Linked DNA regions of Homo sapiens: regions 1 and 2 are each linked to region 3. The links are chromatin contacts, found by Hi-C or POLR2A ChIA-PET in ENCODE. All regions are on one chromosome and are shown on one strand. The core of a region is the stretch at or near the end of the contact, and the rest is flanking DNA. Distances in the headings are between cores, read along the strand shown. Region 1 holds the start of RPS19 (ribosomal protein S19). Region 2 holds the start of GSK3A (glycogen synthase kinase 3 alpha). Region 3 holds the start of LIN37 (lin-37 DREAM MuvB core complex component).

Region 1 (3,905 bases), core at 598-3,097, 6.1 Mb after region 3:
TCTGGAGAGCTTTAAAAAAAAAAATTAAATTCAATGAAATGACTTAAATGAATTAAGTGTAAATGATTCAGAACTGGTATTAGAAATTATTAAAAGTGGGGGCCAGGCACGGTGGCTCACACCTGTAATCCCAGCATTTTGGGAGGCCAACGCAGGTGGATCACCTGAGGTCAGGAGTTCGAGACCAGCCTGGCCAACGTGGTGAAAACCCGTCTCTATAAAAATACAAAAATTAGCCAGGTGTGGTGGCAGGCACCTGTAATCCCAGCTACCTGGGAGCCTGAGGCCGGAGAATCGCTTGAACCCGGGAGGTGGAGGTTGCAGTGAACCAAGATCACATCATTGCACTCCCGCCTGGGCGACAAAGCGAGACTCCAACTCAAAAAAAATTAAATAATAATTACTTAAATTATAAAAAGTGAATATAAATTACCCAAGTACCTGGAGATTTCCAGTTAGACATGCATATATTACCCACTTTGAATACATATGGAAATATGTATGTGTTGGTTCTGGAAAAACAATTGAGATAATGAAAATATTTTCTCAAGTTTTAGAAACAGTATGAGATAGGTTTCAACAACATTCTACATGAATGTAAAACCTTGATTTAAATATATGATCTTATGCTAGAAGCATGGTTGGTTTTAATTTTTCTAACAGATACGAGTCTTGGCTTATTAATAATTAACACATTTTGCAGCCACAGTATCAGTGTGGGGTAAAATTCTAATATTTGCTCTTATGTTTTAAATTCTCAGTCTTTCCAACATAAGAAAATAGCTACACACATTTCAGTGTTTCCTTTTTGCAACAAGTTAACATAATTTTATTGGACCACGTTATTTAGTTGTTGGGCCTTGTAAGGATTAAATGAGATCATGCATGTAACACTACAGTAACAGCCACATGATAAATGTCCAAATAATATTTACCTGTGCCTGGCACAGAGCAGGCACTCAAAAAATATTTTTTAGAGCATGTGACGCGCCATGAACCAGAGGAGCCACTTTAAATGGACAAACGGGGATCTCATTTTTTTTTTTTTTTTTTAATGGTGAGACAAGCCCTGAGAAGGCAAATGGACTGCCTAAAGCTACACAGGTCAGCGGGGCAGGTAAATCTAAATTGGCAAAGTAAGGGCTGAGCGAACAGACTCCGACACTAGAAGGCAGAGCTGAACTAACTTCTGCTAAGGTCCCGCCTCTGCCGCTTTGTCCCGCCCTTATCTTCTCCCCTCCTCCAGCGCCTCATTCCCTTTTCGCTCGCCCCGGCCGTGCTGAAGCAACTTCCGCCCTGAGAAGGGTGGGGCTTCCGTCTCCCGCTCTCGCGACTCCTGGCGGTGAAGGACGGAAGATGATAGCCACATTTCTTCCTCGCCCTTCCCCTAGGTTCCCTGTCACAGTTCCGCCCTTACTACTCCCACTTCCGGCCAGGGAACAGCCACTTCCACCCGGAAAAGGGGTTGTTCCGCCGTGGGGCGCCAGCTGTGGCCCACCCATCCTGCCCCGTACTTTCGCCATCATAGTATTCTCCACCACTGTTCCTTCCAGCCACGAACGACGCAAACGAAGCCAAGTTCCCCCAGCTCCGAACAGGAGCTCTCTATCCTCTCTCTATTACACTCCGGGAGAAGGAAACGCGGGAGGAAACCCAGGCCTCCACGCGCGACCCCTTGGCCCTCCCCTTTACCTCTCCACCCCTCACTAGACACCCTCCCCTCTAGGCGGGGACGAACTTTCGCCCTGAGAGAGGCGGAGCCTCAGCGTCTACCCTCGCTCTCGCGAGCTTTCGGAACTCTCGCGAGACCCTACGCCCGACTTGTGCGCCCGGGAAACCCCGTCGTTCCCTTTCCCCTGGCTGGCAGCGCGGAGGCCGCACGGTAAGCGGGGGCTCCGAGCTGGACCGGGCGCGAGGCGGCAGGGCCGGACGCCGAAGCCTCAGAGCGCGTGCCTGAGGGCCCCGAGGCGCCCGGCGCGGGCCCGTCCCGCCCCCTAGAGCCGCGGCCACGTGCGAGCGGCAGGCCCGGACATGCCCGGTCAGCGCCGTCCGGGAACCGAGCGTGGGCCCCGGGGGGCAGCGGCGGGGTGCGTGGGGCGTCCGGAGTCCCGGGGCTGGGGAGTGGGGTCGCGCAGGATCCTCACACGCAGGGGCCGGGCTCTGTTAGTGCGATCCAGAGAGGCCGTGGGCGTCGGTGAGCTCCTTCAGACCCGCAGGAGCCGGAGCCCGGCGTTGAAGGGGCCGTGGGAAGTAACGGGGGGTACCACGGTTTAGGATGCGCTGGAGCGAAAGGATTGGGGTGGGGTCCGTGCTCTTGGCAGTCGTCTCTGCCAGGCCTGTGTTCACATGCTTGACTTTCTCCCTCAGATGCCTGGAGTTACTGTAAAAGACGTGAACCAGCAGGAGTTCGTCAGAGCTCTGGCAGCCTTCCTCAAAAAGTGAGTTTGGGGACTGAGGTTCAAAACGGGTGGAGGCTGTCGCCTTGGCCTGCCCATCTGAGCCCCAGTGTTTGCCGGTCCCTGGCAGGCGAGGCTTGTTTGGGGCCTCCGTGGCTCCTTTCAGCGTGAGGCCTGGCTTGTGTTCCGGTTCCAGCCTCTCTTTGTACTCTGGGCACAGCATAGTTGTGTTGAGGGGAGGGCATTTGGGATATGGGGTAGTTTGTGGAGATGACTGAATCGTGCTTTTCCCACTGTTTTGGTCTTAGGTCCGGGAAGCTGAAAGTCCCCGAATGGGTGGATACCGTCAAGCTGGCCAAGCACAAAGAGCTTGCTCCCTACGATGAGAACTGGTTCTACACGCGAGCTGGTGAGGAACTTAGGTCTTTGGCTGGAGAGTGGGGAGCTGGGTGACCCCTGGCACAAACCATACTTCCCTGTCTCCTCTGAGCTCTTTCCCGCCCCAAGAGGGAGAGAAACCCTTGGTTGTGTCACCACTTGCTTTGTGTGATGTGACATTCGATAACTTGGTACTCCAAGTTTTTATGACATTCTAAGAGCTTTGTGAGAGGAGGACCTGTGGCTTTGAGCCTCAGGGGAAACCAGAGACAGATGAATGTTCATATTTTGCTTACAGGTGGTTTAATCCTTTCTATATACACGGAGGCAGACTCCCTGGGTTTGGATCCATCTTTTACATCTGGCTGTGTGTCCTCTGGCAAGTTGGTTAACCTGCCTGTGCACTCTCTCATCCCCAAAATGGGACTAATTATTGTACCAGTACTAGAGTATTGCAAGGATTGAATGAATTTAAAGCAGAGTGTTTAGAACGTGTCTGTTGCACAGTAGTTATTCAGGAAAAAGCCAGTTGTCTTTACTATTGCTCAGATCATCAAGTTAGCCTTCTCCATATCTCTAACAGGCTGTTTCTAACTAAATGGTTGGAGATCTGGCCAGGTCAGTCCCTGCTTTAAATCTTGACTTCTGATCTTATGGACACCCTGCAACCTCGTGCCAGCCCCGTCTCTTTTCAATCTTCCAATAATAATTTATGTACAGTCCCTGACTAGTGTTAGTTCTCACGTGTCTTAATATTTCAGTACTCACTAAATCTTCACTTTCAGGAAGATGTAACAGGGTGGGCGGTGGCAGTGCCGTGTTATGTCAAGGTGACAGCCTTAGCACCGACCTTCACTAAGGGGCCTCGGCCTCTCCAATCTTAAACCTTCTCTCTCTGTGAAGTGGGGACTCCATCCTGACCACAACTTGTCTCCAGATAAGAAGTAGGTGGGAAGCAGGGTTTGGAAATCGGCAAAACTCCTCCATGACCCGGAAAAGAGTTGGCCTTGGTACAGGTTGCTTGGCCCTTCAGAATATGAAGCATTTTGTAGATTTGTGGTACACTTGTGCCTCAAATGTCTATTGGGGCCCACTCTTTCAGGCCATGGAGTGAGCACAGAGGACCAGCAT
Region 2 (3,613 bases), core at 24-2,523, 6.5 Mb after region 3:
CTTTCAGAGGGAGATAACCCTACATCACTTTTTTTTTTCAGAGCCAATGACACCATACCTTAGAACAATTATTAAAAAAGTATAACCTTAGATCCATATTCTGTAGGAAACTGTGACCTACCCTGCTCCATTCCATTTTTGTTAAAGGAGACACACCAAGCCATGTATTTTAAAACATGGACTATGGACTTGGTTTGAAGGATATGCTGACTCCCAATGTCTTTATATCTAAAAGGCAGTAACTATTAATTCTCACCATTGGCAGTACAGCTCAACAAGATTTAGGGTGGGTAATGATGCCAGGTCTTGGTTTTAATAGGGAAGATGATCTGAGTACCAGGTTTGGAAAGCCTGGCCCTATTCTTTGGGGACAAAACACAGTAACCTCAAAGCCCTGCTTCTAAGTGATATTCGCTCCAAATCCCCATCTTCTGAAGGACAGGGAATGCAGATCCCTCTTTTTCGGGGTTGGTCTTATTCTTGTTCTCTTAGGAGACAATAACCCTAGATCCCCATTTGCAAGCGACTGTGACCTCTGATCCAATATTATAATGAATAGCAACATCAGATACCTGTTCTTAAGGCTCAAGGACCCAAGACCTCAATAATGGAAGAACAGAGACTTGTAACCCGTTTCTTTAAGTGTTAGTAATTCTGATCCACGAGTAATTCTGATCTCCAAGAGATGGTAACCCCAAGACTCCTTTTCCTGGGAGGAAGAGGGCTCGGATCCCCGGTATGGGGAGGCACAGTGACCTCGAGCTCCTATCTAAGCACATGAAAGAATCTGATGGATGTCTGAGGAGCTTTGGGAACCCTAATCACCACCCTACACGGGCGCCACTAGTACTCACGGCCCAGCTTCACCCCGGGCGGCGGGAAGCTAGTGCCTGCGCCGGGGCCTCCGCTGCCTCCTCCGCCGCTGCCGCCGGGTCCACCCCCGGAGCTCGAGGCCCCGACGCCCCCACCCATGGCCCCGACAGATGCCTTTCCGCCGCCGGTGCCGCCTGGGCCGGAGGCCGAGCCTCCGGGGCCGCCGCCGCCTCCTCCGCCTCCGCCGCCGGGCTCCGCGAACGAGCTAGTCCGCGCCCTGCCCGAGCCCCCAGGGCCGCCTCCCGAAGGCCCGCCGCCGCTCATGGCGCCGAGCACAGGCCCAGGCTGCGGGGCTCGGGCTGCCCGGGCTGCCCCAGCCGCCGCCGCTGCCGCCGCCTCCCCCGGGCCCTGGCCTCTTCCAGGCCGCGCCGCTCTGGCTTGGGCTCCGGCTCCGGCCCAGCGCCCGCCGCGGGGCACGCCGGGAGATGCAGTCCGGCTGTCGTCCGCGCCGCCGTCACCGCCCTCGGCCCGCACAGAGAGCCGCGTGGCACGCCGGGAAATGAAGTCCACAAAAGCCTCAGAGTAGACCGCGGGAATGATGGGCGGGAATGACGGGTCACGCTGTACGTCGGGAAATGGAGTCCAGGGTAATCTGTCAGCCGACTGTACGACGGGGAGCCCTGAAGCACTTTAGGAAGCAGAGAGCCTGATGCACGCTGGGAAACGGAGTCCACTCACTCAGTCTATTAGCTGTGTATGCCTCCCAGAGCTCGGTGCGCTCTGGGAAATTGAGTCGGCCCGCGTGAACCTGCGGGTCTCGGGCCGTGAGGCAAGCCGGGAAATGGAGTCGTCGCCACGCCCTCACCGCATTGCAGGTGTAAAGCGATTTTTAAAGCACGCCGGGAAATGGAGTCTCAGGTGGTTTTTAAGCCCCAGGTGGATACTGCAGTTCCGGAGATGGGCGAGGAAATGGAGTAGGTTTACGCGCTCCTCTTTCCAGGTACGCTGGGCCGCAGTCCCTGCCGGGAAGTGTAGTCAGCACCAAGGCCTCAGTGCAGTTGCCACAGCGAGCCCTGGTGTGTTCTGGGAAATGGAGTTCGACGTATCCTCCCCATTGACTGAGGGGGCGGGATCGCCCATGAGCTCCAAGCATGCTGGGGAATAGTCCAGACCTGACCCTCTGTGAGGCCAGTCTGCGGAGGCTTGCCGGGAAGCGAAGTCCAATGGCCACCATCAGGGGCGTGTGAACGAAAGGTTAGAGACTGCGGCAGTTCCCTGGAGAGACTTAAAAGTGTTTCAGCGCCTCCTTCCTCGCCCCCAGGTCCTTCTTTAAGAAAGAGCCGAGGTCGATCAAGGACTGCTGGAAAATGGATCCAAGCACCTTTAAGTTCCAGGTGACCATAGATCAGGAAAGAAAAAATGTCCCCTCTCTAACCGCAACTCTGCAAAGATTCGGGAAACAAAGTTCCCGGCGGTTTCTCAGAACACTAACTAGTCTTCGGATACAGTCTAGCTTTTCCTAGCAATGTGGTTCGCACCAGGAAGCTGAATGGAGCATTAAAAAGACGGAAATGTCATTTCTGGGCCTGGCGCTGTGGCTCAGGCTGGGCGCCAGTAGCTCACGCCTGTAATCCTAGCACTTTGGGAGGCCGAGGCTGGCGGATCATCCGAGGTCAGGAGTTCGAGACCAGCCTGGCCAACATAGCGAAACCCCCGTCTCTACTAAAAGTACAAAAATTAGCCGGGTGTGGTGGCGGGCGCCTGTAATACCAGCTACTCAGGAGGCTGAAGCAGGAGAATCGCTTGAACCCGGGAGGCATAGGTTGCAGTGAGCCGAGATCGCGCCACTGCACTCCAGTCTGGGCGAAAAGAGTGAGACTCCGTCTCAAAAAAAAAAAAATCCTGTCTTGAACCACCATTCAGTTTTCAGTTTTTGGTTTGTTTTGAGACAGGGTCTCGCTCTGCCGCCCAGGCTGGCGGGCAGTGGCGCAATCACAGGTCACTGCAGCCTCTAACTCCCAGGCTCAAGCAATCCCCCCACCTAAGCCTCCCATGTAGGTGGGACTACAGGCGTGCACCATCACGCCCAGCTAATTTGGTTTGGTTTGTTTTTTGGGGTGGTGGGGGGTAGCGGGGTGGGCTTCGCCATGTTGCCCAGGCTGGTCTCCAATTCCTGGGCTCAAGCGATTCTACCTCAGCCTCCAACGTGCTGGTATTTCAGGCTTGAGCCACGGCACCGGGCCTCCCACTCTTGTGTTTTGCATCCTCCGCTTCCTAAATTACAAGATCCCGGAAAGCCAAAAATAAGGAAGCCAGCTGCCTCAGGTTTTGTGTACTCAGTGAGTCGTCCTATTTATCGATTAATACCCGAAGGAGAGTAGCCCCCAAAAGGCGCTGGGAAACAGAGTTCCTGTGTCTGTATGTGTCTCTTCCTCCCCCGGAAATACTTAGAAGTAGAATGAAAGCGTTCTCAGCCCCTCCCGCATCCTGGAATGGTGGGAAATGGAGTCTCTGGACTTCACGTTAATCCGAGCTTGTGCTTATACTAACTGTCCTGTCCTTTCTGAAACCAGAAGAAAGTCCTGTCCACTCAGTTTGTTCCTGACTGCAATTCCCCGCGGACACAACTGCGGGGGTCGGTAGCGCCAAAGCCTGTTGAGACTACATTACCCAGAAGGCAAAGTGCGGAACACTTCCGCTCCCTTCACAAAGCAGGTGGCCGCACCACGCGCGGCTAGGCGCGGGCGTTTCTGGGAGTTGCAGTTTCCCAGCCAAATGGTACCTGCTGCCCTCTGATGGC
Region 3 (3,781 bases), core at 151-2,650:
TAGATGAGAAACTAAGAAAGGAATAGTGCTTCCATTTCTTTTTCTTTTTTCTTTTTTTTTTTTTTTTTTGAGACAGAGTCTTGCTCTGTCAGCCAGGCTGGAGTGCAGTGGTAGGATCGGCCTAGTGCTTCCATTTCTAGGGGCTGTTATCCTGTACTGGTAGTCGTGAATTCAAAAATATAACTTTCCTACTGTGGGCTGCAGTATTCTCATCAGAAGTGTAGATCACGATGCTACTTCCTGGGATTTATCTGGACCAAGACGTGTGACAAATGGAAGTTTCCCGTTTTCTGAAGGAAGTGTTGTCTGCAAAAATAAAAATAGTCAAGAGCTTTCTCAGAGAATCCTTCCTTGACCATCCATCTTATTTAAAATTCAATCACCACCTTGATATTCCTATGTCCCTTTCAGGCTACACTTTTTTTGTGGGTTTTTTTTTTGGGGGGGGAGAGGGGTTTGTTGTTGTTGTCTGTTTGTTTTTCTAGATGGAGTCTTGCTCTGTCACCCAGGCTGGAGTGCAGAGGTCCGATCTCGGCTCACTGCAACCTCCGCCTCCCGGGTTCAAGCGATTCTCCTGCCTCAAACTCTCGAATAGCTGGGATTACAGGCGCATGCCACCATGCCCGGCTAATTTTTGTATTTTTAGTAAAGACTGGGTTTCACCATGTTGGCCAGGCTGGTCTCGAACTCCTGGTCACAGGTGATCTGCCTGCCTAGGCCTCCCAAAGAGCTGGGATTTACAGGCGTGAGCCACCATGCCCCGCCCAGATCATATTCTTTCTCCTATTACATTTCACTTAAAATTTACTTGTTTACTGTTTATCTTCCCTCCTTTAAAAGATAAGCTCCATTAGCGCAGGGATTTTTGTCTATTCTGTTCCTCAAGGTGTCTCCAATGCCTAGAAGAGTGCCCGACACACTAATAAATATTTGCAAAATGAATGAAGTTGTACCTGCAAAGAGATTAACAGATACCTGGCACCTAGCGAGTGCTCAGTGAGAGGGAACCCAACGTTATTTTACATTAGTCTTCCTCTTAGGGATGAAGGGACCCCAACGGTTGGTTAAATCCGGTAAAGAGCTAACTTGGTGTTGCTCAACCCTTCTCACACTACAAGTCCCGGGAAGCCTCGCGATGCCCTAATCCTTTGTTTCCCACCGTGCCCCGCGCGGCGCAGGCGCTGTTACTCAGGGTGAGTCTGGGAAGCTGGAACTACACCTCCCAGGAAGCTAGGGGGTAGATGGTTTGTTTCCGGAAGCAAAGCCCCAGGTGGGTGGGACCTAAAGCTGGGAGACTACGGAGGCAGCTCTCAATTGGTCAGGATGCGAGATTGACGGCTGCAATAACTAATAGGAACAAGCTACTGCCGAAGGGGCCCGCCCACAGAAGGGTGGTGGCCACGGTCCAGGCTGGACACAACCAAAGGCGGAGGACCCGTGGCCCACGAAGCTCATCTTTGAACTGTCCCCGCCTTCTCCCGCCTTGACTTGTGACCCTAGGCCCTTTGGGGCGCCTCTGACCCAGCTAGCCAGATCCCGGACCCAAACCATGTTCCCTGTGAAGGTGAAAGTGGAGAAATCAGGTGAGGACCCTGACGTCGGGGGCCTGTCGGGACCATCGGGTTGACAGGGTGTGGAGTCCCGGTGGAAGGGAGTATCGCGGAAAGGGGACTGCACGACTTTTCCCTGAAGCCCACCTGACAATCGCTGTATCAGGCAGCGAGCGTTGCCTGCCACCTTCACACCCTCCCGGTGTGCGCTTGAAGTCGCTTTGAGATTGAATGGGGTGGCTCGGGCAATGACGTGCGTGGTAGGACATGGGGAATCCTGAGCCGGTAACTCTGAGAAGGGCCCTTTTCTTTCCTCTTTTTTTTAATTTAAATTTTTAAAATATTTAAATAGAGACGGAGTATCGCTATATTGCCCAGGCTGGTCTCGAACTCCTGGTCTCAAGCGATCCTCCCGCCTTAGCCTCCCAAAGTGCTGAGATTACAGGCGTGAGTCCCCGCGCCCAGCCGAGAAGTTCTCTTTTCTTGGCTTCCCCTCAGTTTCCCCATTTCCAGCAGTGATCAGAGTCACACATCTTGCTGTGAGCCTGAAGTACAGGCACTCTTAATCCTCACAGTCACTATATTCCAGTAATCCTAGAAAATAGGAACTGTGGTCAATGGGTGAAGCTTAGAAAGAGGAGAGAATTTTGGGTTGGGGCGGAGCTGACCGGATCCCAGGCCTGGCATGGTAAGGGCAGTGGGAGGGGTGCAGAATTTAGACAGAAAGATAATAGTAAAATGATGTAGGATGTCCCATGGCAAAAGTGTTATTAAAACAAAGTGGGAGGCTGGGTGCGGTGGCTCACACCTGTAATCCCAACACTTTGGGAGGCCGAGGCTGGCAGATCACTTGAGGTCAGGAGTTTGAGACCAGCCTGGGCAACATAGCGAAACGCTGTCTCTATAAAAAATACAAAAAAAAAAAAAAAATTAGCCAGGTGTGGTGGCACAAGCCTGTAGTCCCAGCTACTCAGGAGGCTGAGGCAGGAGGATCGCTGGAGCCGGGGAGGCGGAGGTTGCAGTGAGCTGAGATCACACCACTGCACTCCAGCCTGGGTGATAGATTGAGACCCTGTCTCAAAAAAAAAAAAAAAGAAAGGAAAAGAAAAGAAAGAAAGAAAAGAGAAGTGGGTGTGACCACAAATGATGGTGAGGGAAGGTGTACACCTGTGAGTGCCAGGCTGAGGAGTGCAGACTCCACCCCTGGGTGCTGTGGAGTCATGGAAGTTTCCAAGCAAGGGAAGATCAGGGTCAGGTTTGTTATTTTTCAGGAAGATTCCCCTGGCTGCCTTGTGGAGGGTGTATCAGAAGGGGGACACTGAGGCAGGGAGCCAAGGGGGAGCAAAGGACAGGACCAGGATGGGTAGAGTAGGGAGGAGGTGGGTGGGAGAGACACTCGGGAGGCCTAGTGGACAGGCCATGGGGTTGGTGGGCTGGGTAGGGGAGGGAGAGGGGTATCCATGGTGAGGTACAGGGAGGGACTTGGGGACAGTGAGGCGACCCTTGAGAGGGAGGCTTCAGGCCCAAGTCGGGGGTTCAGGAGAGAGGCTGGGCCTGAGGAGAGTTGTGGACGTGATCCGTACCCTCTGCATCTGCCCAAGGCTTTGCTGCAATCTCAGCTACTCCCTTCCCCACCCTCACTCTGTCTCTCCTCTGAGCTATGTTTGAATCCCTGTGTCTCCTGGGCTTCTCAGGAAGTCCCTGGACTGGTCAGGCAAGTTCCCAGGTGTCCCCTCCAGGCTCTGAGCACTAGAGCCAGAGCTCCCACCAGTCAGAAAGGCAGAGCAAACACCTCTCAAAGGTAGGAGGACAGCGTAACATCATCACTTCCTCAAGTTCTGTGATGACGGGAGGCAGCCACAGGCTAACTGGGCAGGAAGGTGGGCCTAGATCTCATTTCCCGAGGGGGAAAAAAAAGCCCAAACAGGATGTTTTAGGTGAAATCTCCCAATTTTGGCTGGGTGCGGTGGCTTCTGCCTGTAATCCAGCACTTTGGGAGGCTGAGGCAGGTGGATCATGAGGTCAGGAGTTTGAGATCAGCCTGGTCAATATGGTGAAACCCTGTCTGTACTAAAAATAGAAAAAATTAGTTGACCATGGTGGCACGCGCCTGTAGTCCCAGTTCTTTGGGAGGCTGAGGCAGGAGAATCACTTGTACTCAGGAGGCAGAGGTTGCAGTGAGCCGAGATCACGCCACTGCACTCCAGCCTGGGAGACAGAGCAAGACTCCG

The links. A loop is a pair of places that touch in the nucleus more often than their neighbours do. ChIA-PET counts read pairs that join two places held with the same protein, here RNA polymerase II (POLR2A). Pooled maps may share reads with other maps.
Region 1: a pooled map shows a loop between it and region 3 (5-fold over the local background). The contact joins the promoter of RPS19 here to the promoter of LIN37 in region 3. A Hi-C loop is called at or near these places in 3 of 50 pooled maps. POLR2A ChIA-PET finds 5 or more read pairs at or near these places in 2 of 52 experiments (B cell and activated CD8-positive, alpha-beta memory T cell).
Region 2: a map of CD4-positive, alpha-beta T cell shows a loop between it and region 3 (8-fold over the local background). The contact joins the promoter of GSK3A here to the promoter of LIN37 in region 3. A Hi-C loop is called at or near these places in 4 of 168 maps with a recorded cell type or tissue (CD4-positive, alpha-beta T cell, ascending aorta and naive thymus-derived CD4-positive, alpha-beta T cell), 1 of 37 single-sample maps with no recorded cell type and 16 of 50 pooled maps. POLR2A ChIA-PET finds 5 or more read pairs at or near these places in 1 of 52 experiments (activated CD4-positive, alpha-beta T cell).

The regions. Positions count from the first base shown.
Region 1 is chr19:41,858,408-41,862,312 of GRCh38, forward strand. RPS19 (ribosomal protein S19) reads left to right here and starts at 1,848. Exons shown (of 6, transcript NM_001022.4): 1 at 1,848-1,882; 2 at 2,368-2,438; 3 at 2,705-2,805. The coding sequence starts at 2,368. RefSeq lists an enhancer at 1,551-2,306 and silencers at 1,860-1,989, 2,050-2,169.
Region 2 is chr19:42,241,329-42,244,941 of GRCh38, forward strand. GSK3A (glycogen synthase kinase 3 alpha) reads right to left here and starts at 1,274. Exons shown (of 11, transcript NM_019884.3): 1 at 855-1,274. The coding sequence starts at 1,137. RefSeq lists silencers at 816-1,095, 1,126-1,335 and enhancers at 1,626-1,835, 1,765-2,559, 1,896-1,945, 2,560-3,353, 2,956-3,015.
Region 3 is chr19:35,747,176-35,750,956 of GRCh38, forward strand. LIN37 (lin-37 DREAM MuvB core complex component) reads left to right here and starts at 1,401. Exons shown (of 9, transcript NM_019104.3): 1 at 1,401-1,583. The coding sequence starts at 1,550. It overlaps PSENEN (presenilin enhancer, gamma-secretase subunit), which reads left to right. Exons shown (of 4, transcript NM_172341.4): 4 at 1-344. RefSeq lists enhancers at 655-1,169, 1,071-1,130, 1,170-1,684, 1,531-1,650.